Linked DNA regions of Homo sapiens: regions 2 and 3 are each linked to region 1. A link is an interaction called in ENCODE POLR2A ChIA-PET data of the cell type or tissue named here. Cell type or tissue: CD4-positive, alpha-beta T cell. All regions are shown on one strand.

Evidence for each region. ChIA-PET counts read pairs that join two places held together with the same protein. Peaks named below come from ENCODE experiments on the same cell type or tissue, not always from the same donor. Only the 100,000 strongest peaks of a DNase experiment are listed, where the experiment ranks them.
Region 2: POLR2A ChIA-PET joins it to region 1 with 10 read pairs; 16 of 35 experiments call an interaction of 5 or more read pairs at or near these places.
Region 3: POLR2A ChIA-PET joins it to region 1 with 16 read pairs; 18 of 35 experiments call an interaction of 5 or more read pairs at or near these places.

What each region holds. Positions count from the first base shown.
Region 1 is chr1:22,035,461-22,043,460 of GRCh38, reverse strand. No RefSeq gene overlaps it. Among named protein-coding and RNA genes, the nearest start is that of CDC42, 13 kb to the left of the region's middle. RefSeq lists an enhancer at 3,385-3,454. In CD4-positive, alpha-beta T cell, no CTCF peak of the experiment used is centred here; a DNase peak (open chromatin) is centred at 3,470; H3K4me3 peaks cover 1,249 bases; H3K27ac peaks cover 3,297 bases.
Region 2 is chr1:22,102,402-22,110,401 of GRCh38, reverse strand. No RefSeq gene overlaps it. Among named protein-coding and RNA genes, the nearest start is that of WNT4, 37 kb to the left of the region's middle. In CD4-positive, alpha-beta T cell, CTCF peaks have their summits at 4,368 and 4,569 (motif pointing left); DNase peaks (open chromatin) are centred at 4,571, 5,341 and 6,196; H3K27ac peaks cover 840 bases.
Region 3 is chr1:22,087,997-22,095,996 of GRCh38, reverse strand. CDC42 (cell division cycle 42) reads right to left here. Exons shown (of 6, transcript NM_001791.4): 6 at 1-4,569. The coding sequence ends at 4,480. Among named protein-coding and RNA genes, the nearest start is that of CDC42, 39 kb to the right of the region's middle. RefSeq lists a silencer at 5,887-6,181 and an enhancer at 6,717-6,786. In CD4-positive, alpha-beta T cell, no CTCF peak of the experiment used is centred here; a DNase peak (open chromatin) is centred at 3,406; H3K4me3 peaks cover 1,345 bases; H3K27ac peaks cover 1,613 bases.

The DNA of each region.
Region 1 (8,000 bases):
ATGCCCACATCATTATGCTTGTCTAGGGACCTGAACCCTTCCTGGAGGCAGAGAAAGGGGAGGAACTCACCAAACCTGTTTCCTTCTTGCCTTTTCTCTAACTGGCCCAGGCTTGCCTCCTTCATCTTGCTTACACATCTCTGGCAAAGATAATCTGGGTCACTGAACAAGGGTGGATGAGAAAGGATAGGGGAAAGAGTAAAGTCCAGAAATAACTGAGCAACTCTGTCCCCATCGTGTAGGCCCTTGTCCATCTCTCCAATCTCATCAGGACCACGTACTCACTCACTGGGCTCCGGCCATGCCGCCCTGGTTGCTGTTCCTCGGACACACTGAATTTATTCTGCCTAGCTCAGAGGCTTTGCTCTTGCTGTTCCCCCTGGTTATCTGTACACACCTGCTCCCTTCCACCCCACAGGAATTTGCTCCAATACCACCTCTTCAAGAAGACCTCTTCCTTCTCAGCTTAACTAGCACCCCCCACCTGCTATCACACGCAGCTTTGCTTCCCTCATAGTGCTTATCTCTATCTGAAATGGTCTCAGTTCTGTATTTTTCTTACTGTCTCCTCCCATTAAAGCCAAGTAAAACCCAGTAAATCCAAGGACTTGCTTCATCACTGTACCCTCAGTGCTAGAATATAGTGCATACTCAATAGAAATCTGTTAAAGAAATACAATAGGCGGGGCGCAGTGGCTCACTCCTGTAATTCTAGCACTTTGGGAGGCCTAGGCTGGCAGATCACAAGGTCAGGAGATCGAGACCATCCTGGCTAACACAGTGAAACCCCGTCTCTACTAAAAATACAAAAAAATTAGCAGGGCGTGGCAGCGTGCGCCTGTAGTCCCAGCTGCTGTGGAGGCTGAGACAGGAGAATGGCGTGAACCCAGGAGGCGGAGCTTGCAGTGAGCCGAGATCGCACCACTGCACTCCAGCCTGGGCGACAGAGCAAGACTCCGTCTCAAAAAAAAAAAAAAAAAAAGAAATACAATAAGACCATAAGACCAATCCCTACTCAAGGAATTAAGGACTCCCAGTGGGACAAACAATAATTAAAACGAGGCTGGGTGGGTGCGCTGGCTCACACCTGTGATCTCAGCACTTTGGGAGGCTGAGGCAGGCAGATCACCTGAGGTAAGGGGTTCGAGACCACCCTGGCCAACATAGTGAAACACCGTCTCTCCTAAAAATACAAAAAAATTTAGCCAGGTGTGGTGGTACGCGCCTGTATAGTCCCAGCTACTCAGGAGGCTGAGGCAGGAGAATCACTTGAATCTGGGAGGCGGAGGTTGCAGTGGGCCGAGATTGCGCCACTGCACTCCAGCCTGGGTGACAGAGTGAGACTCCATCTCAAAATAATAATAATAATAATAGTAATTAAAACAAGCACTAGGACAGGGTATATATAAGGTGTAGAGGAATTGGAAAAGCAGACTATCCACAATAGTTCTAGCTAACATTTGTTAAGCACTTCCTACACTCCAGGCACTGCTCTAAGTATTTAGTATGTTATTATCTCACTTGAAATTCACAACAGCTCTGAAATATATAAATTATCAGCAAAAGTCAGGCATGGAGAGGTTAGTAATGTTTGCACAAATTCATGCAGCTGGTAGGTGGAAGGGCTGGGATTCAAACTCAGAGCTGATCATGGAAGTTTTCCCAAAGGAGCAAGGTCTGATCTGCATCTGGAGGAGCTGCCCAGACTGGCTGGGCCAGGATAGAGCATGCTGTGTCCTGGCAGAAAGAACAGGCGTGTTCAGGTACACAGGCATGGAAAAGCAGGATGCTCAGGGGATGGATGATCTCACAGACAAAGTGTTCAACATAAGAAGACAGACACTAATGACTCCCTTTGGTTCAGAAACAGACAACACTAGGGCAATAATATTTTGGAGGTTAATAATTGGGAGAGGGCCTGAGGAAGGCTTCTGAGGTGCCTGTAATATTCTGTATTTTGATCTGGAAGGTGGTAATAAGGGTATGCCCACTTCGTACAAATTCATTAAGCCATACAATTAAGATTTGTACACTTTTTAGGATGCATGTTATATATATATGTGAAATTTATTATATATTCTTATGGTTTTTTTTTTTATTTTTTGATATGGAGTCTCACTCTGTAGCCCAGGCTGGAGTGCAGTGGCGCGATCTCAGTTCACTGCAACCTCTGCCTCCTGAGTCCTGGTCAAGCAATTCTCCTGCCTTAGCCTCCCAAGTAGCAGGGATTACAGGCACACGCCACCATGCCCAGCTAATTTTTGTATTTTTAGTAGAGATGGGGTTTCATCATGTTGGCCAGGCTGGTCTTGAACTCCTGACCTTGTAATCTGCCCATCTCAGCCTCCCAAAGTGCTGGGATTACAGGCGTGAGCCACTGCACCCGGCCTATTTTTTATTTTTTTGGAGACGGAGTCTCATTCTGTCACCCAGGCTGGAGTGCAGTGGCACAATCTTGACTCACTGCAACCTCCGCCTCCCAGGTTCAAGCAATTCTCCTGTCTCAGCCTCCCGAGTGAGCGATCTGGGCTCACTGCAATCTCTGCTTCCCGGGTTCAAGGGAAGCTGGGATTACAGGCACGCGCCACCATGTCCGGCTAATTTTTTTTATTTTTAATAAAGGCAGGGGTTCATCATGTTGGCCAGGCTGGTCTTGAACTCGTTACCTCAGGTGATCCACCCCCCTCGGCCTCCCAAAGTGCTGGGATTAGAAGCATGAACCACTGTGCCCAGCCTTTATTTATGTATTTATTTTCTTTTGACTCAGGATCTGACTGTCACCGAGGCTGGAGTGCAGTGGCACAATCTCAGCTCACTGAAGCCTCCACCTCCTGGGCTGAAGGAATCCGCCCACCTCACCCTGCTGAGTAGCTGGGACTAAAGGTGTGCACCACCATACCTGGCTAATTTTATTATTTTTTGTAGAAATGGAATCTCGCTATGTTGCCCAAGCTATCCTTGAACTCCTGGGCTCAAGCGATCCTCTTGCCTCAGCCTCCCAAACTGTTGGGATTACAGGCGTGAGTCACCATGCCTGGCCAAGAACAGGATTTGACGTATAGAAATTTGACATAAGATGGAGCTGCCTGCAGAGAGAGGGTCAAAAGAACAAGATCCAAGGGACAGCTGAGAAAAGGTCACTCACTGAATCTTCCCCTAATTAAGCAGATTCAGATTCAGATACAGTAGCATTTACTGAGTATTTGTGGACCTGGGCTGCTGTGCTAGGGTAACCCTGCCTGAGAATAAGCCAGGACCAAGACAGGTATAGGAGCTGAAGCTCAGAAAGGTGGCATGACTTGTCTGACATCACACATCTAAGTGGTAGAAGTTATTGTTGCTAGAAACCTTCCATTTGTGTTTCTAAGACAGGGCTCAAAGCAATAAGTATTGGCCCCAATTGGAGGCGGAGTTTTGGCTCAGAGGAAGTGAAGGGGAGGCCCTGGCTGCTCTGGCGGTGTTGGTGGCTTCCTGCCCAGGAGACCACACCCAGCTTCAAAATCACCATTCTGGGTAGTCAAGTTGTTGCTAGGCACCTAAAGAGGCCCCTGCGCTTTGCAGAGCCAACTAAGGGCAGTTAACCTCATCTCACTGCAAGGTCAGATGCAGAACAGAGAAGTGAAGCCTTCCCTTTGTAGTTTTTGTTTTTGTTTTGTTTTGTTCTTATCTCCATCCCTACTTCTTCTACAGGAGACTACTAGTCTCACTCCTTGTTTCCTCCACAACATAGCACCTAGTGGTCACTGATGAACCGTGGATACTTGTGTTTGCTAAAAGGAAATATCTTAAGAAGTAGCAACCGTGGCCAGGCACAGTGGCTCACACTGGTAATCCCAGCACTTTGGGAGGCCAAGGTGGGCGGATCACGAGCTCAAGAGATCGAGACCACCCTGGCCAACATGGTGAAACCCCATCTCTACTAAAAATACAAAAATTAGCTGGGCGTGGTGGCACGTACCTGTAGTCCCAGCTACTTGGGAGGCTGAGGCAGGAAAATCGCTTGAACCCAGGAAGCGAAGGTTGCAGTGAGCCAAGATCGCGCCATTGTACTCCAGCCTCACAACAGAGAGAGCCTCTGTCTCTAAAAAAAAAAAAAAAAAAAAAAAAAAAAAAAAGCCAGGCGCATTGGCTCACACCTGTAATCCCAGCACTTTGGGAGGCCGAGGTGGGTGAATCACGAGGTCAGGAGATCGAGACCATCCTGGCTAACACGGTGAAACTCCGTCTCTAATAAAAACACAAAAAATTAGCCAGGCGTGGTGGCGAGTGCCTGTAGTCCCAGCTACTCGGGAGGCTGAGGCAGAAGAATGGCATGAACCTGGGAGGCGGAGCTTGCAGTGAGCCGAGATCGTGCCACTGCACTCCAGCCTGGGTGACAGAGCGAGATTCTGTCTCAAAAAAAAAAAAAAAAAAAAAGGAACAACCATGTCTCCCATGTCTCCCACAAAAGTCAAAGTGCTCCTTGAGGATCCCCCAGGTGCAGGCCCTGTGTTCAATGCAAAGAACATAGAAAGTCTCCCTCTTCATGGAGCTCACAATCTGCCTGGGACACAAACAAGATGCTGCACTGCAGTGTGATGCTTAGAATGGGGCATGGCACGTAACATCTATTTGCTGCATGAGCAAGTACCAAGAACTAAAGCTAAGGTGTTGTAGGAGCTCACAGGGGGGCTTCAAGTGCTAGTTCAAAGCAGAAATCAAAGAAGGCTTCATGAAGGTGACCGTGTCTATCTGCATCATAAAGAATGAACAGTTTGGGAGGCCGAGGTAGGCAGGTCACTTGAGCCTAGGAGTCTGAGACCAGCCTGGGCAACATGGTGAAACTCCTTCTCTACTAAAAATACAAAAAATTAGCCAGGCATGATGGCGCACATCTGTACTCCCAGCTACTTGGGAGGCTGAGGTGGGAGGATCACCTGAGCCTGGGAAGTCAAGACCACTGCACTCGAGCTTGGGTAACAGGAATGAGATCCTGTCTCAAAATAAATAAATAAATAAAGAAAGAACGAACAAACAGGAGTAGGCTGGCAAAGATTCAGGGAGGGGCATTCCAGGCTGAGGGAAAATGTCCAATTGTCTAATACATGCGTAGCAGTGGGTGGAAAGAGAATGCTTAGCAAAAGAGTCAAGTCATTGTCAAGCGCATTGTACTGAGCTGTCTAGGGAAACTGACCCCACGTGATGCTCTGGGAGGACCAGCTGCACTTGAATTCTGCAGCCACCACCATCACTACCACAGTCGACTCCTCGTGGCCCCCACACCCACTGGAGCTGGCCTCCTCTCTGGCAGCCAGGGCCTGGCACCCACTCACTGCTCAGGGAGTAGCTGCCCAACAGATGACATGTTTTTCCATGGCACAAGCCAGTTGCTAGGGATCTCATATTACCTTGTGGTCCTAACACTGGTTTTTCCCAGCAGCCATCTCGCAGGAGCACTTTTCAATAACTAGATGAAAGTATTATCTTGTGGAACTTGCAGTCAAAATAATCACAAAGGGGAAATAGACATCTTAGAAATACAATATGGAAGTATTTTACATTGACTTCCTCCTTCCCCCAAGATTCACGGACAGAGTTTTTAGGGTTCTTTAGAACTGAGGTCTAGATTGATTCAAGAAACAATGACAGACACAGGCACCATCTCAGAGGTGTGGCGACAGAAATGGGGAACTCCTCTATTCCCGAATCCTCACAGAGCCCTTCAAACAGTGGAGCTGCTCTATTCTTTGACATTCAGGTAGTATGACCTTGTGGCAAGGCGTGAGGCTAGGGCCAGATGAAACGAGAGATGAACTGTAGCTTCTCCACTTACTAGGTTTCTTTGGGACAATCTAATCTGTAAATTCATTTCCATAACAAAGAACTGGTACCACGGGGTTGTTGGGAACCAAAGCTGGTTTCAGAACGTGAAAGTTGAGCCCTGGCTCTGTCAGTTACCTCTCTAAACCTCACTTGTGCCTCAGTGGTTTGAGTCCATACCTAAATCCTCTACCTTACACTTCTTGCTGGAAAGTAAAAGGCCAAGTACAGCCATACAGCTGCCAAAAAAATTTTTTTTACTTTTTTTTTTTTTTTTGAGACAGTCTTGCACTGTTGCCTAGGCTGGAGTGTGGTGGTGTGATCTCGGCTCACTGCAACCTCTGCTTCCGAGGTTCAAGGGATTCTTGGGCCTCAGCCACCCGAGTAGCTGGGATTACAGGCATCCAAAACCACGCCCAGCTAATCTTTGTATTTTCAGGAGACAGGATTTCACCATGTTGGCCAGGCTGGTCTCAAACTCCTGGCCTCAAGTGATCCACCTGCTTTGTCCCCCCAAAGTGCTGAGATTACAGGCATGAGCCACCACACCCAACCAATTTTTTAAATAAAGTAAATCTCTGTATGTTGATAGCAAAAGGCCTCTAAGACTTATTGAGTAATGAAAAAATATGCACTAAACATGCATATTTTTATGTAACTTCTAAAGGAATATATATGTGTATCTGCTCACATAATTTGTATTTTCTGCTCACATATATATAATTTGTATTTTCTGGAAGGATACATAAGAAACTGTTAATAATGAGAAGAGGGCCTTTAAGTTTTCTTTTTATATCCTTCTATTCTCCTGGACTTTTCTATCCATATGCAAATATATATTTTTATATATATTACATATATATACATTTATATAAACTAAACATTTAAATTTATATATAAATATGTAAATGTATATATGTATATTCTTTTTTTGAGACAGGGTCTCACTCAGCCACCTAAGTTGGAGTGCAATGGCACAATCACAGCTCACTGCAGCCTTGACCTCCTGGGCTCAAAGGATCCTCCCGCCTCAGCCTCCTGAGAAGCTGGGAACTACAGGCATACACCACCACACCCAGCTAATTTTTTTGTAGAGACAGGTCTTGCTATGTTGCTCAGGCTGGTCGTGCACTCCTGGCCTCAAGTGATCCTCCCATTCTGGCCTCCCAAACTGCTGGGATTACAGGCATGGCCTCTACTGACATTTTGTTTTGCGACAGTCTCACTCTGTCACCCAGGCTGGAGTGCAGTGGCATGATCTCCGCTCACTGCAAGCTCCGCCTCCCGGGTTCACGCCATTCTCCTGCCTCAGTCTCCCAAGTAGCTGGGACTACAGGCGCCCGCCACCAAACCGGGCTAATTTTTTTTGTATTTTTAGTAGAGACGGGGTTTCACAGTGTTAGCCAGGATGGTCTCAATCTCCTGACATCGTGATCCGCCTGCCTTGGCCTCCCAAAGTGCTGGGATTACAGGCGTGAGCCACTGCACCCGGCCTCTACTGACATTTTTTAAAGGTAAAAGAAATACTTGCAGGACAGGTGTGGTGGCTCACACTTGTAGTCCCAGCTAAGAATGAGACCCAGGCTCTTAAAAAAAAGTCAATAGGAATTACCTGGGCAGTGAGATTATGAACCATTTTTTTTCATACTTTTTCTGTATCAAATGAATCTAAGAAATGTTATTTTAAATTGTAAAATAGAGATTTTTAAAAAGCAAAAGAAGGGCCAAGCACGGTGGTTCACGCCTGTAATCCCAGCACTTTGGGAGGCTGAGGTGGGCGGATCACAAGGTCAGGAGTTCGAGACCAGCCTGGCCAAATTGGTGAAACCCCGTCTCTACTAAAAAATACAAAAATTAGCCGGGCATGGTGGCAGGTGCCTGTAGTCCCAGCTACTCAGGAGGCTGAGGCAGGAGAATCGCTTAAACCCGGGAGGCGGAGGTTGTACTGAGCCGAGATTGCACCACTGCACTCCAGCCTGGAAGACAGAGCAAGACTCTGTCTCCAAAATAAATAAATAAATAGCAAAAGAAGAAACACTGTGCATACAGGAGATTCTCAAATGTTAAATTAACATTTCCATACATGAGGGATGAAGGCCCACGCCTTGGATAGACATCTAAGGCTCAGATCCTAGCTCCACACTTATTAGCCATTATTGCTTAACTGCTGGACCTCAGACTTCTCCTCTGTAAAATAGGTA
Region 2 (8,000 bases), 67 kb before region 1:
GCAGGAGAATCGCTTGAACTGGAGAAACAGAGGTTGCAGTGAGCTGAGACCACAACAATGCACTCCAGCCTAGGCAACAGGGCGAGACTCCGTCTCAAAAAAAAAAAAAAAAAAAGTTCAAGGCTACAGTGAGCTATGATTGCACCACTACACTTCAGCCTGGGTGACAGAGTGAGAATCTGTCTTTATAATTTTTTTTTTTTAATTTTACTGTAGAGACAGTGTTTCACCATGTTGCCAGGATGGCCTAACAGGTGTTAGCCATCATGCCCAGCCACACCTTACCACTTTTCTATAGAAATAAATACTGAACACCACTTTTCTTTTAACTGCCAGTTGACTAATTTCAGCTTAAGTAAACTAATAATTTAGTTATTGACATGTAAGGGACTTAATGTCAACTCTATTCTAGACATTTTTACATTTTCTGTAAGGCAGTTAGCCACAACAGCCCACCAATAGCACCAGCTGGATCTCAGTTACAAGAAAAAACAGCTCAGAACATTCTCAAAAATAATTTTTTTTTAAGTTGTGGAGTCAAATAACCCCAGCTCTACCATGGACTGGCTGTGAACCTTGGGCAAGTCATTAACTTGTTTCCTCAGTTATAAACTGGGAATGAAAAGAGTAGCCGTCTCACAGAGCTATCATGAAGATACAGCATGTAAAACCCTTAGCACATGGCTGGTCACACAGCCAGGGCTCAGTCATTAGCTATTACGGCTTTTAACATCAGAGAATGTTCCTGCCCCCACTTCCAATCCTGAGAATGCTGAGCCAGTAGATGTTTAAGAGTAGGCTCCCCAAGACTTCAGTTGGGCAGAGGACACACTTTAAAGAAAAAAGGGACTGATGCTCCTTTGACAGACCTGTGCTTCCCAAGGTACAAGCCACATGGTGTCATACATACTACTGCTTACACATGCATACCCCCCCACTAAACTGTGAGCACTCTCTGGGTGGGATCTGGAACTTCTATTTCATATCGAGGGTGGGAAGGATGCACTGAAGATCAAATGAACTGAGACATCCATGTTAGGGGAGAAAACATAACCATCTACTGACCATCAGAGAGGTGCAAGATAGACCGACTCACTGATGAACGGCCACACAAGAGTGGGCTCCAGCCCTTTTCCAAAATGCTACAGGTCTATGACTGTTACTCTGGACTCTTCCTTCTCCAGAATAAAGAAGTCAAGGGAACAATTAAACTATCTCTACCCATTACTATCCCTGGACTTCAAGGCCCCTTAGTGCCCCTTTCAGGGCCCCAGAGAAGAGCCTCAGCCTGGGTCCACAACCCATGGTCCCTGTGCAAGGCCTCCCTGGAGGGCCAGCCCACACGGCTTTGTTATAGATGACGGCCTGGACAGCTATCTCACCCACTGTCTTCTAGTCTCCTCATCTCCAAGTTCCTGAAGCCCCGGCCAAAGACAACAGTGTGGACTTGTTTTTTTGGGGCCCAAAGTAGAAGGCTTCTCAGCACCTGGGAGCAGCTGGAAGTTGGAACTCAGGACTCATCGCTGCTGGTCTCCCCATCCTGTGCCAAGTGCATCTGTAAACAAGCCTTCTCAGTGGTTCCCTGCAGCTGCTCCCCAAACGGGTCAAAAGGAAGAGAAACAGGCTAGAATTAGGGCAGCCCATGGCTTGCAAGTGAGAACTGAGCCAGGCAGGGCCTGGTCTGAAAGGTGGTCCCTGGATACAGCCAGGCCTGCACTGCTGGCCCTGTGCCCAAAGCCTTAGATGGGTTCAACATTGCCCATGACTGCTGCCCTATGCCAAGGTGTTGAGACCCCAAGAGCCATGGGGCCTGTGTCACACTGCTGTAGGTCCCACTGTTTTACAAGCTGGCGGGGAGAATGAGCTTGCTGGGGTGGAGATGCCTGGATGCTGGGCTGTTGTGCGTGATTCTGTTTGCTATAAAACAGCCAGACATTCCTAGGACCTGGAATCGCGCCGAGGCCATGGAGTTAGCCTTCCCAGCCATATATCTCCAGGCGGGGGACAGGCCTGAGACATCTGAGATAATAAAGACATGATTGTCTCAGCCCTGGGGCTTGTCTCCCCTTTGTCCCAGGGCCCAGCAGCCAGCAAAAAGTTTAAAGACATCCTCCCCCTTCTCCTGGGAAAATACAAATGCACCAGATTCTATAGCCCCTGGGGTGAACTTCCCAAAAACCAGGCCTCGGCCGGGATTCCTGCTCTCAGCACCCCAAAGCAGAAGGTAACTTGGAAGCACACAGTAGAGACATGAAAAGCTAGAACGTAAAGACACTCACTACATGCTGATCTCATGCACACATCTCTAATTCTCACCAACCCTACAACATAGCAATGATTTAATTTTAGGGATAATGAAACTAAAGCTTAGAGGTTAATGGATTTGTCCAAAGCCACAGCTATTAGATGGCACGAAGGGGTTTGAAACCTAGGTTTGTTTTATCCCAAAACCTGTAACTTCTCTGGTAACCTGAAAACTGCTTTTGAAAAAAATGCTCCTTCTTGGCCAGGCATGGTGGCTCACGCCTGTAATCCCAGCACTTTGGGAGGCCAACGTGGGCGGATCACAAGGTCAGGAGTTCGAGACCAGTCTGGCCAACATAGTCAAACCCCGTCTCTACTAAAAATACAAAAATCACCCGGATGTGGTGGTATGCACCTGTAATCCCAGCTACTCAGGAGGCTGAGGCAGGAGAATCGCGTGAACCCGGGAGGCAGAGGCTGCAGTGAGCTGAGATCGTGCCACTGCACTCCAGCCCAGGCGACAGTGCAAGACTCCGTCTCAAAAAAAAAAAAAAAAAAGAAAAAGAAAGTTCCTTCTTCCTTAACTTCTAGTTTCTCAACCCCAAAAAGGGTAGGAGGACTCCCTTTAACACATGAAGGGAAAAATTCGTATGATGGAGGCAAAACCCAGATTCCTTAATCTGGAACCCAAAGCAGCCACTGCCAGGCCAGTTTCCGTAAATCACTTCTACCTCAATCTGAGCAACAGCCTGTCTCAACGGTACGTGGCTTCATGGAAGGAAAACAGGGACCTGAGAGGTGCTAAGGATGAAATCCCTACATACTCCAAGGATGACTCTTACCCACTTTATGAATGAGTAGAAGGCCAGTTCTAGCTTTCCTAACCACAGAAAAGGGAGAAGAGGCACCACCCACAAAAGTAAGGTGTTTGAGTAGCGGGAACACTGGATTCAGAACCAAAAGACTCCAGTTCAATCTGTAAAATCTTGTAGAAGCTCAACTCTAAGCCAGTTTTCTCATTTGTAAAATAAACACCTGTTCTATTTGCCTCACAGGCTTTTATGAAGATGAACATGAAAGCATTTTCTCAGCAGCTTTATAAATACAATGTATTACGACCCATGCAAGCTTTTTCCCTGTTGCCTTCTTTTGCATTCCTGACTCCTCTTCTCCCTTCCTTCTGTTCATAGAACTGAACTATGTGCTCAACACCATGCTAGATAGGAGAGGCTCAAACACAAGTTAAGACAGCAGAGACATTAAGAAAATCAGGCAGTGTGAGACCAGAGCCATTTGGTTCCCAATGAACAAGAACCAGACCTGCTGAGGCCCAGGAACCGACCTCAGCCATATATTTCTGTCTAAGTTTCAGGCCTGCCCAAGACCCTCTCAGTTTAGCTGCAGGGTCTCAGGACTAGAGGTTTAGTGTCTTCCTAAGTCAGACATTCATTGCTGAACCAAGTGATCTTTTTCAAGGCTACTTCCAGCCCCAAGATCCTACCAATTTGCCCCTAACTCATCTGCTTTTTTTATCCTCAATTCACTGGCCTCTACAAACCAGGCAGCCTCAACTCAATTAGAAACACAACTGCCCTCCCTGGCAGCAAAAGGGGGCTGAGAGAAACCAAGAGCCGGAAGTCCTCCTAAATGGCCCAGGGAAAAGGTGAACCTTCCACTGACTTACCCATTCTGGGCACCTAGACTCAGAACTCTGGAAGAAGGGGGAGGTCATCTGGTATAACAGTCCCAATGGCTGCCCTCAAAAGTTCTCTGCTTGTACCTATTTCAAACAACCTAAACAGCCCTGAAATCGACCAATTTTCTCCAAGCATCATCCCACACACAGACATTTCACTATTCCCTGACAGTCTAACTTTAATTCTGCTTGTAGGGATGGAATATATCTGTCTAAAACAGAGGATGTCTTGGTCTGCAAGTTCCCCAACAACAGAATCTACAAGGCTTGACTCATGACCCAATTTAAGTAAAAAATAAAAATAAATAAAACAGACAAGGAGAACGAAGACTGATACTTGGCTGAAGGTTAACTGAAAGGCAATTTCATGACAGTCAAGCAGACTGGGGTCTAGGGAATTGGCAGCAATTATTTTAAGAAATGAGAAGCAAGATTATCGAATTTGGCGCACAGTAGTGTTTCTATATCTGCACAGGCTGCAGGTATGGGGTGATGACATTCTGTGGGCGGTGGGCTCTTTTCCCAGCAATGTGGGAGCCTGTACTCTCCTCTTAAGGACAATTAGAAAGAAGCTTAACAAACCTTACTAAGTTCCAGGTGCACAACCAGCCAGTCTTTTCTTGCTATTTCTCTGCCATCTAGTGGCTGCTCTGGATCATTACAGGCCCACCTCATCGTCATTTTCCTTGGTCCTTCCAGTAACTTCCTAAATGATGATACCACTTACACAGCTAGATCTGGTGGGTGCTTTACCTATGTTATTGCTAGTCTTCACAACACTGCAAGGTACATTATTAATTCCATTTTTCAAATGAGAAAACCAAGGCTTATAGAAGTCACCTGTCCAGGGTTACAGAGGCTCAGTAGAAAATGTGATACCAAAGTCCATCCTCATGCCATTGTATCACTCCTCCTGAAGGAACAGAAGGCCCTGAAACTAAACATAATTTCAATTCTTCCAGAAATGCCTACATGCTCCAAGCTCCTCACAGCTAGCTACGATCTTGGTCAAGCAGGTGGCACCACTGCCTCCTCCGGAGCCCCACAATGCATTGGAACCACACTGGGAACTGGGCAAATCACCCCACTACATTTACTTCATTTGAAAACTGAGAGATCATGTAAAAATGTGTACACAATGTTCATTGTAACCAAAAGGTAGAAATAACTCACGTGTCCATCATTTGATGGAATGAATAAGCAAAATGTGGTATCTCCATACAATGGAATACTATTTAGCCATAAAAAGGAATGAAGTAATGACACATGCTACCATACGGATGAACCTTGAAAACACGTTAAGTGAAACAAGTTGGTTAAAAAAGACTACATATTATAATTATACGAAGTATTCACAATGGGCAAATCTACAGTGACAGGAAGTGGTTCAGCGGTTGTTTAGGGCTGGGCAGATGGGGCAGAAAGTTTCAGGGTATGACAGCTAAAGGGTGTTTTTGAAGAAAAGAGTTTTTGAAGGAAAGAGAAAGTTCTAAAATTTATCAGGTGATAGTTGCACAATTTTGTGAATAAACTAAAAACCACTGACTTGTACACTTTAAGTGAATTGTATGGTACAGGAATTATATCTCAATAAAGCTGTTACACTCACCCCACCCCGCCAAAATTGAGAGGGCTAGTCTAAATAACCTCTAAAAGTCCTTCCCATTGTCTTTTTAAAGAGAGACTCACCTATCATTATCATTCCCATTACTGATAACTTGGCCTGAACCAAGTTCAACTAACTTGAACCAAGTAAGACTATAATATCCTCAAAGCAATTAAAATCAGAGAGGAAATAAACATAATCTGAATCTTCTAGCTCTTTAAAATACTTACAGTTCTACGATATATACAAAACCTAGATTTTGAGAAGCAGTTTTTCTTCCTTATAGCCTTTTAAGACTTTCAAGGATCTCCTTTTTTAAATCCGAGAAGTGTAAGTAATCAGACCTGATGGGACTGTGGAGTCCCGTACTTTCTCTCTACAGCACTTAACACCATCTCTGACATACACATTTTAATCATGTCTGCCTCCCCCTACTAGAATGTAAGTCCCGCCAGTTTAAGAATTTTGTCTTGGTCATCCTACTGCATCATGAGAGGTACTGATATGGTTTGGCTGTGTCCCCACCCAAATCTCATCTTGAATTATAGTTCCCATAATCCCCATGTCCCCACATGTCATGGGAGGGACTTGGAGGGAAGTAACTGAATCATGAGGGCGGTTACCTCCATGCTGTTCTCGTGATAATGAGTTCTCACAAGATCTGATGGTTTTATAAGGGGCTTCCCCCTACCCCCCACCACTTTGCTCTGCAATTCTCTCCTGCCGCCATGTGAAGGACGTGTTTGCTTCCCCTTCCACCATGACTGTAAGTTTCCTGAGGCCTCCCCAGCCATGCTGAACTGTGAGTCAATTAAACCTCTTTTCCTTTATAAATTACCCAGTCTTGGGTATGTCTTTATCAGCAGCATTGAGAACAGACGAATACAGGTACTAAGCAGACGTTTGTTAAATAAATGAATTTATGAACAAAGGAATGAACTGCATTGTTAGTGTTATGTAGGCAAACTAACTATACAGTACCTTCAGATCTATACCAGGTATACCACTAAGGCATACCAAAGAAAAATGCAGCATGTTAAGAAATAATGGCTGTAAATCACTGTAGGCAGTGACTGAATGTGGCAAAATAATCTACTGACAAACAATTAGATGTGTTCCCAAAGTCACTCCTAGTCACCCTCAATCGGGCAAATCACACTTTGTTTCTTCCTTTTATTATTACTATTATTCCCAGAGGTGCATCAGACCCACCACTGGCCCCACGGGGAAGTACCATTAGCTCCTCCAAGAGTTCTATGAGCTAAAAAGGCACTGGTTACGACTCTCAACCCCACAGTCATGATCCATAGATCACTGGTTACTACAAGGTAACAATTCCTTAGAACCTCTATCAGAAGAGAGCAGGACCAGGCTGGCATAAAAGAACACTGGCCTAAAAACAGAGGCCTGAAGTGTAGTCACCAAACAGCTGTACAACTCTAAGCAAATTGTTTTCCTTCCCAGAGACCATACCCTTATTTTAAAATGTAATGAATTATCACCCTTGGCCTATCCACCTCACAGACTGTGGGAATAAACTGAAAGAACGTGACACACTGTGCAAATGTAAAATCTTGGTCATTATTTTCAGGGAGGAAACACAGGCCTCACCACATTTCAGCACTAGCTGGGGTCTTATCCAGAAGGACTTGAGGGTTCATCAGAAAATACTACTGGGATTGCTTGACAGGTTTTTTGAACTGCATTCCTACCCATCTGAACTATTAAACACAGTCTACAGGAAATGCTTAATTCAAACATATTTGCCATTCGGGCTAGCTCTGTAAGTCTCAAGATCTCTAAGCAGCAAGCTTCCCTCAAGATAATCATACAACAGCTAACAATAATAACCAAACACTGTTGTAAGCACTTTACGCACATGAACTTGTCTAATCCTCATGAAACCCCGTGAGGTGATATTGTTACTATCCTCAAAAGAAAAACATCCAAGTTAAATATCTTGCCCAAGATCACACAGCCAGTAAACAGTGAACCCAAGATTCAAAACCAGGCAGTCTGGCTCTAGAGTCTATGTTTTTAATACTACTCTATACTGGCTCCTACAAAACAGACAAGATATAGATAAGCATTCCTGAAATGAATAAATGCCTAAACAAAAGTAAATCACAGTGACAAATTACCATTTTGTACCCACTACCATTATAAAATTGGCTGTTCTTCTATGAGAATTCCCTATCAGACAAAGCTTTGTCTATCCTCTTGTCCGAGTGCTTATTGGAGGAGAGTACCTTATCCCTAAATCCTAATGACAACTCTGCAGAATTGGCTCGATTTTACAGATGTGTAAATCAAGACTCAAAAACTAAAGCAGTTTGCCCAAACACAGCTAGTCATTAACAGAGCCAGATTCAAAGTTAGGGCCTTCTACTCCAAAATATATGTGCTTTTCCTACTATTTAATACAGTTTTTCTCTTTAAAATCAAAAAGTTCTA
Region 3 (8,000 bases), 53 kb before region 1:
CAGTGCAAGACCCCGTCTGAAAATAAATAAATAAATAAATAAATAAATTTTTTTAAAAAAATGAATGAATAGCACTGACTTGGGATCGGCTATATGCCATCTCTGGGCAATGGAATACGAGAAAGTGTAAATGCGCTTTCCCTTGCCCCTCTTTGGCCCACCATAAGCAAGTCCACACTCAAGCAGCCACTGCTCTCTGGAACTAGGCTCCAGAATGACAAACACAAAGCCCACCTGAGCCCAATCTGAAGGCTAGAGACAAGTTCAGCTGACCCATGAATGAGAAAAATAAATGCTGTTTTAATAAGCTACCGTTGGCATGGTTCAAATGCAACATTATTCTGGCAAGTGAATAAAATAAGGAATTTTTTTTAAGGTGGAGGCACTTTGAAAAAAGACTCATAGTAGTAATTAAAAGTATTCATTCTGGCCAGGCGCGGTGGCTCACGCCTGTAATCCTAGCACTTTGGGAGGCCAAGGCGGGCGGATCACGAGGTCAGGAGATCGAGACCATCCTGGCTAACATGGTGAAACCCTATCTCTACTAAAAATACAAAACATTAGCCAGGCATGGTGGCACATGCCTGTAGTCCTGGCTACTCGGGAGGCTGAGGCAGGAGAATGGTGTGAACCCGGGAGGCGGAGCTTGCAATGAGCCGAGATTGCACCACTGCACTCCAGCCTGGGCGACAGAACGAGACTCCATCTCAAAAAAAAAAGTATTCAAGCATTCAAGCAGCCCTGGAAAGAAAACATGATTGGGCCATGTAATTAAATCACCATGATCTGAAGTCGGGTAGATACAGAGTAAGACTTACAGAAAACAAGTGTGACATAAAGCCACTTCCCTCCAATAATCATTCAGAGATGCCCTAACCATCAGCCCTTCCTGAAAGATGATGGAGTTGCTACTTCCTGGTGAAATGTTGTCCCTTGCCCCACAGTTATATAACAAATTTCTAAATTTGTACCCAGCAAGGACTAAGTTTCAATCCTTCTTGAGCAGGGCCCTTGTTTTGCGAGTTTCTTAGCACCCAGCACCAAAATAACCACTAATTTACCTCACAAATGGAAGAAGAAAAGGAAAATAGTCCAAACCTAACAAGTCAAAGAAGTACCACTATTTAAGCATTCTATGAAGGTAACAATTATGATAGCACAAATTTAGTGACAACTTGCAGGGCAAAAGGAGAAAAAGTACTACTACATTAAATGTACACCAATGTTAACAGGTATCCTAATTACAATATGAAAATGTGAGAAAAATACACCTCAGAATGAAGGAAATATTACAATTGTTCTTTTAAACCACAATCCTTTTCTTCCCCTTTAGAATACACTCCCCTTGTGGCATAAAGTCCAGCTTGAAGAACATCGCTTTAACTATAAAATCTATTTCTGGCCGGGCGCGGTGGCTCACGCCTGTAATCCCAGCACTTTGGGAGGCCGAGGCGGGCGGATCACGAGGTCAGGAGATCGAGACCATTCTGGCTAACACGGTGAAACCCCGTCTCTACTAAAAATACAAAAAATTAGCCGGGCGTGGTAGCGGGCGCCGGTAGTCCCAGCTACTCGGGAGGCTGAGGCAGGAGAATGGCGTGAACCCGGGAGGCGGAGCTTGCAGTGAGCCGAGATCGCGCCACTGCACTCCAGCCTGGGCGACAGAGCGAGACTCCGTCTCAAAAAAAAAAAAAAAAAAAAATCTATTTCTAGGATGTTCAGTAAAACACTTATAAATAGCAATAATATATTAACATCGTATTAAATACTATAAATTCTGACACAAACTAAGCCTGTAAGGACTATTTTCAATAACCCTTTCCAGCCTCTAAATCATACTCCCTGGAGAATATCACTCACCTTCTAAGCCACGACTATAAGCAAGTTTGTTACGTCAAATAGAAAACAATATTTAAATGGAAAACCTAAGCTGCATCCACTTGCTACCCAAGTTCTTCTGACATGCAGAAATCAATCTGAAAATATTTAAGAAAACATTAGCTTCAATCAATCCCCATCATCCTTGTTCTTCTGATACACGGATAATTCGTTGACACAACTGTATGACCTGCTTTATTTCACTTACTCATTTATAAAATAATATACCCATCCAATGACTACTTCTAGAGCCATATCATGTCAAGCATTGCTTTAGGACAAAGATATAGCAATAGTCAAGGACCTATACGCCCCTGACTACACTAAGGATACATATGTCCCTGCTTTCCAGGGTATCACATGATCCAGGTATCTCTCCCTAGTATAGTCAACAAGGAATAAATAAGATGCATTTCTTGGTTAGAACTGTTAAAGCTTACATCTGCCTCTTCCTAACCCCTTCTCAACCAACCCAGCTTAATTCTAGCACAGTATGCAAATCATGCCAAACATGACTCCATGCAGAGAACTATCAAAATGAGGCCACAGTGTACCAACCTTAACTGATTTTAAGGGTTCTTAGTTTCTAAGATTCTCATGCAGATCAGTATAATGTCCTAAAGGTAAATAAACCTTTCTTGCTACCTAAAGAAAATGTATCCCATATTCAGATTCGCAGCACAGAACCTGTATTCTGATAGTAGTAGTTTGAGATAACCAACTAGGTGTGGTGATTCCCAAACTTGGCTACATTTTAGAAATGCCTGGAAAACTTAAAAATCACATTGTTCAAGCTGCACTCCAGTTGGAGAACCACTGATGCAGAAAACTTGGGGGAAAATGAGCTGCTTTTCAATGATCTATGGATTAAAGGTACACTGACATTTCCTTCCACCATGAGCAGTGAGCTTCCTGAACACTGCTTCACTAAGAATTATTATGGACCTACTTGGTATTTAAGGGAAGGGTCAAACTTAGAGGAGAAAGCACAAACCTGAACATATAGAGGGCTAAATATTATCTCAAACTAAAATGCCAGAAAATAAAAATAATAAAGCTTTAAAATTTTATCCCAAAGTTTGTTAGAAATTGATGTTATCAAGAGTCAAATTCCCACTCCTCAATATCTGAAAAGTAAGAGACGGAGGGAAAATAACAACCCTCAGGCTGGCTTGTGAAGGGTTTTTGTTTGTTTAATACATCTGAAAAGAATGCATATACAAAGAATTGAGACATGAGAAAGCATTGGTTCAACACTAATGCATCTACAAGAATTAGGTTTGGGAAGGTGGGAAAGATTACCTCAACATTTTTAAAAATTGGAAACTGCAACCAAAATAAGCTGAAAAAATCCCTATTAACACTTAAGAAGAGTCTGCATTAAGAGTCTTTCCATGATTTTTATTAAACTAGAGAGCCTCACCTGGCTGCTCTAGGGTTCCTCATATGCAAAACAGAAATAAGGGGATTCCCCTGACTGGTCCCCATGTTGTTAAGTGTTCTCCCCACCCCCACCCTACCCCCAGCTTCTTAATGAAGCAGGCCTCCATCCTCCTAACTTGAGAGGATGTGAATCATTCCACAGATGTCTGTCTTCTAGCACCACCCCTCGTATTTCCTCTACATAACAGGTCTTCAGCTGCATTCTAGGAACACCATATACTACTGAGCTGCAAATCTATGCTAAGCATATAAGACAATGACTGAAAGGGAAAAAAATTTTTTTAATTACAAACTCAATTCATTTGGTGCATTTCAAAGGTGCAATACTTTTCTTCATTTATCAGTGAAAGAAGTTAGAAATTAACTTCCCAAAAAAATCAGCAAATGGCAAACAAATGTCCTTGAAAGTCACAGTCACATATAGTGCGTCCTAGAAAAGAGGAGGGGCAAGATGGGCTCCACCCACTTTCATGAGTTTCATCAAATACTGGATCTACTCAAGGGTGGAGAGAAAAGGCAACTTTCAAAAAGGAGTATGTTATTAAATGAGGCATTTACTATACTCCTTCCTAAGAGCACCAGATGGGGAACATGTTTTCTAAACTAGATCTAGGAAGTGGAATGTGGAATCAATCCGTCCTCCTCCCCTTAAGGGCTAACCACTGGTTAATGAATTAAAAAAACAAGACTAAAAAACAAACCCCACACACACTCCCCCCCAAAAAAAAGAGGAGGGAAAAAAACAAAACAAAACACTAAGATGTCCCAGATTACTCTCCAGAGTGGAACCAGGGAGCAGCTTCAACAATTCCAATTAGTCTGTTACAGAGTCATCCACAAGCATGCCTTGCTTTTAAACAACAAAAAAAAAAAAAAAAAAAACACACACACACAAAAATTTTTTTTTTGAAACAACAAAAAAAAATAGTACTAATCACTTTTCTGACAATACAATTACTCAAAATTAACTAGTACTGGGAGGGGGAAGGGGGGGGCCATACCTATGGGCCTTGTCTCACACGAGTGCATGTGGGTAGGTGCAGGGCATTTGTCATTATTGCAAAAACGAATTTTAATTTTTAATCTTTAGTTTGATTTAAACATTGCTTTTAGTATGATGCCGACACCAGCTGTGCAGAAAGGGCTCTGGAGAGATGTTCATAGCAGCACACACCTGCGGCTCTTCTTCGGTTCTGGAGGCTCCAGGGCAGCCAATATTGCTTCGTCAAATACATTCTTTAGGCCTTTCTGAAAAGGGGTAGAAAGAAAAAATGGGCGGTCTGATTTTCAGTATAATAAAGTTGGAGTTCAAATTTAAAACATTCAAACCCCCAAGAGTTGGCAAAGAAAGAAACATTAAAAACAACCCTGAATCTCAACACAATAATCTCACTTCACCAAGATTTGTCCAGGGCACTGGAAGGATTCAGCAATTCAGGAGCAGAGGAGCAGATATTCATGAGTGAGACAGTGGTCCTTTGAGAAAGCTTTGCGCAGACCAATGTATGTCACAAGAAGCAAACAAGCACATGTGTCATTTGCTCATTCAGTATGAGTTTTGTAATGTGCTGCTGAAACATTTTACATAAAAACAAGGGAAGCAGCTCTGCATTCAAATGAAACAGCTGGATATGAAACAGAGGACTGAGAGGACGGGCACGGGTCAGTGGCATCCTTATTCTATGGAAGGCACAGGCAAAGAGAGAGAGAGGGTGATTATGGTAGCTGCAAAGATAGTCACTTTGAACTCCCTTTATCCCACCAGTTAGACAGAGTCAAGGAGATTCAAGGGAGCAAAAATGTGGGTACCTGATACATACGTAAAATTAGAGCCAGTCAGTGCAACAGGAATAAAGCTTCATCAGGCATTTATACAAACGGTTGTATATTTTTAATTTCAAAATTTGAAGGTAACCACAATTGTATATTTCCCTCACAATAAAATCAGAAGCAGGAAAATATAAAGGTGGCAGCTTTACATCTCAGCATTAACAAACTGTAAGTCAACTGTTTAAATGGATGTTATTCTTAAAAGATAATGTAACAAATGAACTCATAAAGCAGTAGCAGATACATCAATATCTTCCCCACCCCAGACTGACAAATACTCCACTACAGCACAGACAGCCAAAGCAACAGCAACACAAAGTTTCACCGCACAAAGGAAAACCAGAAAAGAATCCTCCCTTCCCCATTACACTCTACTAGGTCACCCCTTTTCCATAAGGTTTGTCATGCAATTACAATTAACAATTGATCATAAGAGTAAAATGATGTTTGTGTTACTTTCTCCATCTAGAACTAAGATCTAGAAGTGTTAAAACTCTTGTTATTTTCTCCAAGAGGACATTCTTAAAGCCAGACCAAGTTCCCTTTTGCAATAGTAATCCAAACCAAAAAGCTCTGAGCATCAGGCAACTCAAGCAGCAGAACGTTAAAACAAGTCCAACTTGACTACTGATCACAAAAAATTTATATGATATTGCATTCTTGATCAAAAACTAATACAGAGGTTGCTCTAAGGTGGTGAGTAAAAAGACGCAGAGGCTTTCAAACAGGATGGTTTTATTCCTTTGTTTTTAAACGATCTTTCTACAGTAGTGGGACAGGAAGCAGCAGCAAAGAAGGGAAGGAGAAAACAGTTTAGAATATACAGCACTTCCTTTTGGGTTGAGTTTCCGGAGGCTCGAGGGCAGCTAGGATAGCCTCATCAAACACATTCTTCAGACCTCTCTACAAGACAGAGGGGAGGAGAGAGAATAGCAGCCAGGTTAGAGGATTAGAAAGACTAGCAGGTACAACAGCAGTCCGGATTAAATGAGCTGAATTCACAGAAGCAATGTGCCTTAAGAAAAACGCTAGAATGCTAGATCTTAAGCCCATTATAACCAGGAGAGTAGATAACTGACCAAAAACTTCACCTCAAGCAAGGTTAACTGAGCAGGAAAGCAATTTTTATTAAAATGCAATATGTTGACTTCTAACACATTTTGGAAATAAATCTATTACAATTTCAGGCTTATGTGAATTCAGCCCCTGAATAACTGAAGGACACAAATAGCAGACTAACAGGCATGCTATGTGTTTCTAGGTTCAATGACATATCTGAATGTGATTAATCAAGATTTCAGAGTAAACTGGTTTCCCAGAACGGAAAGGTTCAGACATTTAAAAAGTGTTAATTGTGCAACAGTACCAACTAGAAGGACTTTAAAGAACAGACTCTAAAAACAGCATACACTTCAGTTATTCAGCAATGTTATTAGAGCAAGTAACCACCACCCAAGTCATAAGAAAACAAAGAATGGGGTCCTAGAATGAGTTTTAGCAAGCAGTCCAGTGCTTTAAGATGTCTGCATGGGTATCAGAGCATAAAGCATGGAGTGAAAACGAAGAATATTCTCAGATCTTACGGGGATTAAGATACAGAAATACACTTACACCTCAGCCAGAAACTCCAACATGACAGTGTGACTCAGCATTGGTGGTACTTAGGACCCAGGTCTACAGACTCACCTAAAATCACCTAAATCTGAAGCCACAAGTTTACCACCCAAGGTTGTTTCACATGTTCTTTAGTTTGATCAGTTTGATCCCAAGTAAATATGTCCTAAAAGTCCCAGAACACAGCTCCAATTGTAAGTGCCAACCCCAGACCACCCCAAGTGTTCCCACCTCCACCCTGCCCCCATCCATGACATCCCACAGGACTGGTACCCACATGTCACATTAGACACAAAATAAATCAGAAACAGCAGTAAATTCTTTAAAAGCAGCAAAAGTTAAAAAGCCTTCCTCTTTCTACATCATTTACAAAGTAGAAATGCCACATAAAAGTTAAAATTCCACTGCAATTCTTTCTGCACATCTAGGAACCAACTCTGGCAGTAAAATATAAAAGGAAGGAAGGAGTACAGAAAGGGAAATATACTTTATAAGGAAAAAAAGAGGAGGAGGACTATTAGAAACTGGAGTGTATCCCTTAACAAGAAGGAATTCCTTTCTTGCTTACCATGGACGAAGATCAACAAATGCTCTATGAAACAAAACTAATCTTTGCTTGACCACCATCTGTTTATATTAAGACTTTAGTTTTAGAGGAATCAACAAACAGAATCTGTAAGCCTCAAAGTTCTAGCTCCCAAACACAACCACAGACCCCATTTTCTAACTTCCCCTCTTTTGACTTCTCCATACTTCAAACTCTGGTAAGAAAAATGTACCTGCTAAGACCTTTTAAACTTCATACTCTCTACAAACGGATTTACTATATACACCTGTTGATACTGTAAAAATCTTACATTAAAAGCATCCAATTATCTAAAGCATCACTAGTAACCTAAAAGTGAATCCACAGGGCCTATGTGTCTTCCCTCAAAGCAACCCATATCTAGAGAACAGAGGTATGCATCAGAAGCACACAGAATTAGTGTCTAACATGGACATGAGTGTTTCACACATGACTTTCCCTTGTCTCCCCCAATATACACACACAGGCACACTTTTCTGGGAATGTTACTAAAACACACAGAGAAGCACCAGGCATTTTTTAAAACTCTCAAAACAGTTGCTATGCATGAGAAGGTGTAAAATCTTCTAAACTTTTAAATAACTGCTTCTATAATAGCACTAAACTGCCCAAAAAAACGAGGATTAGAAGATTATGTTTAAATCATCTG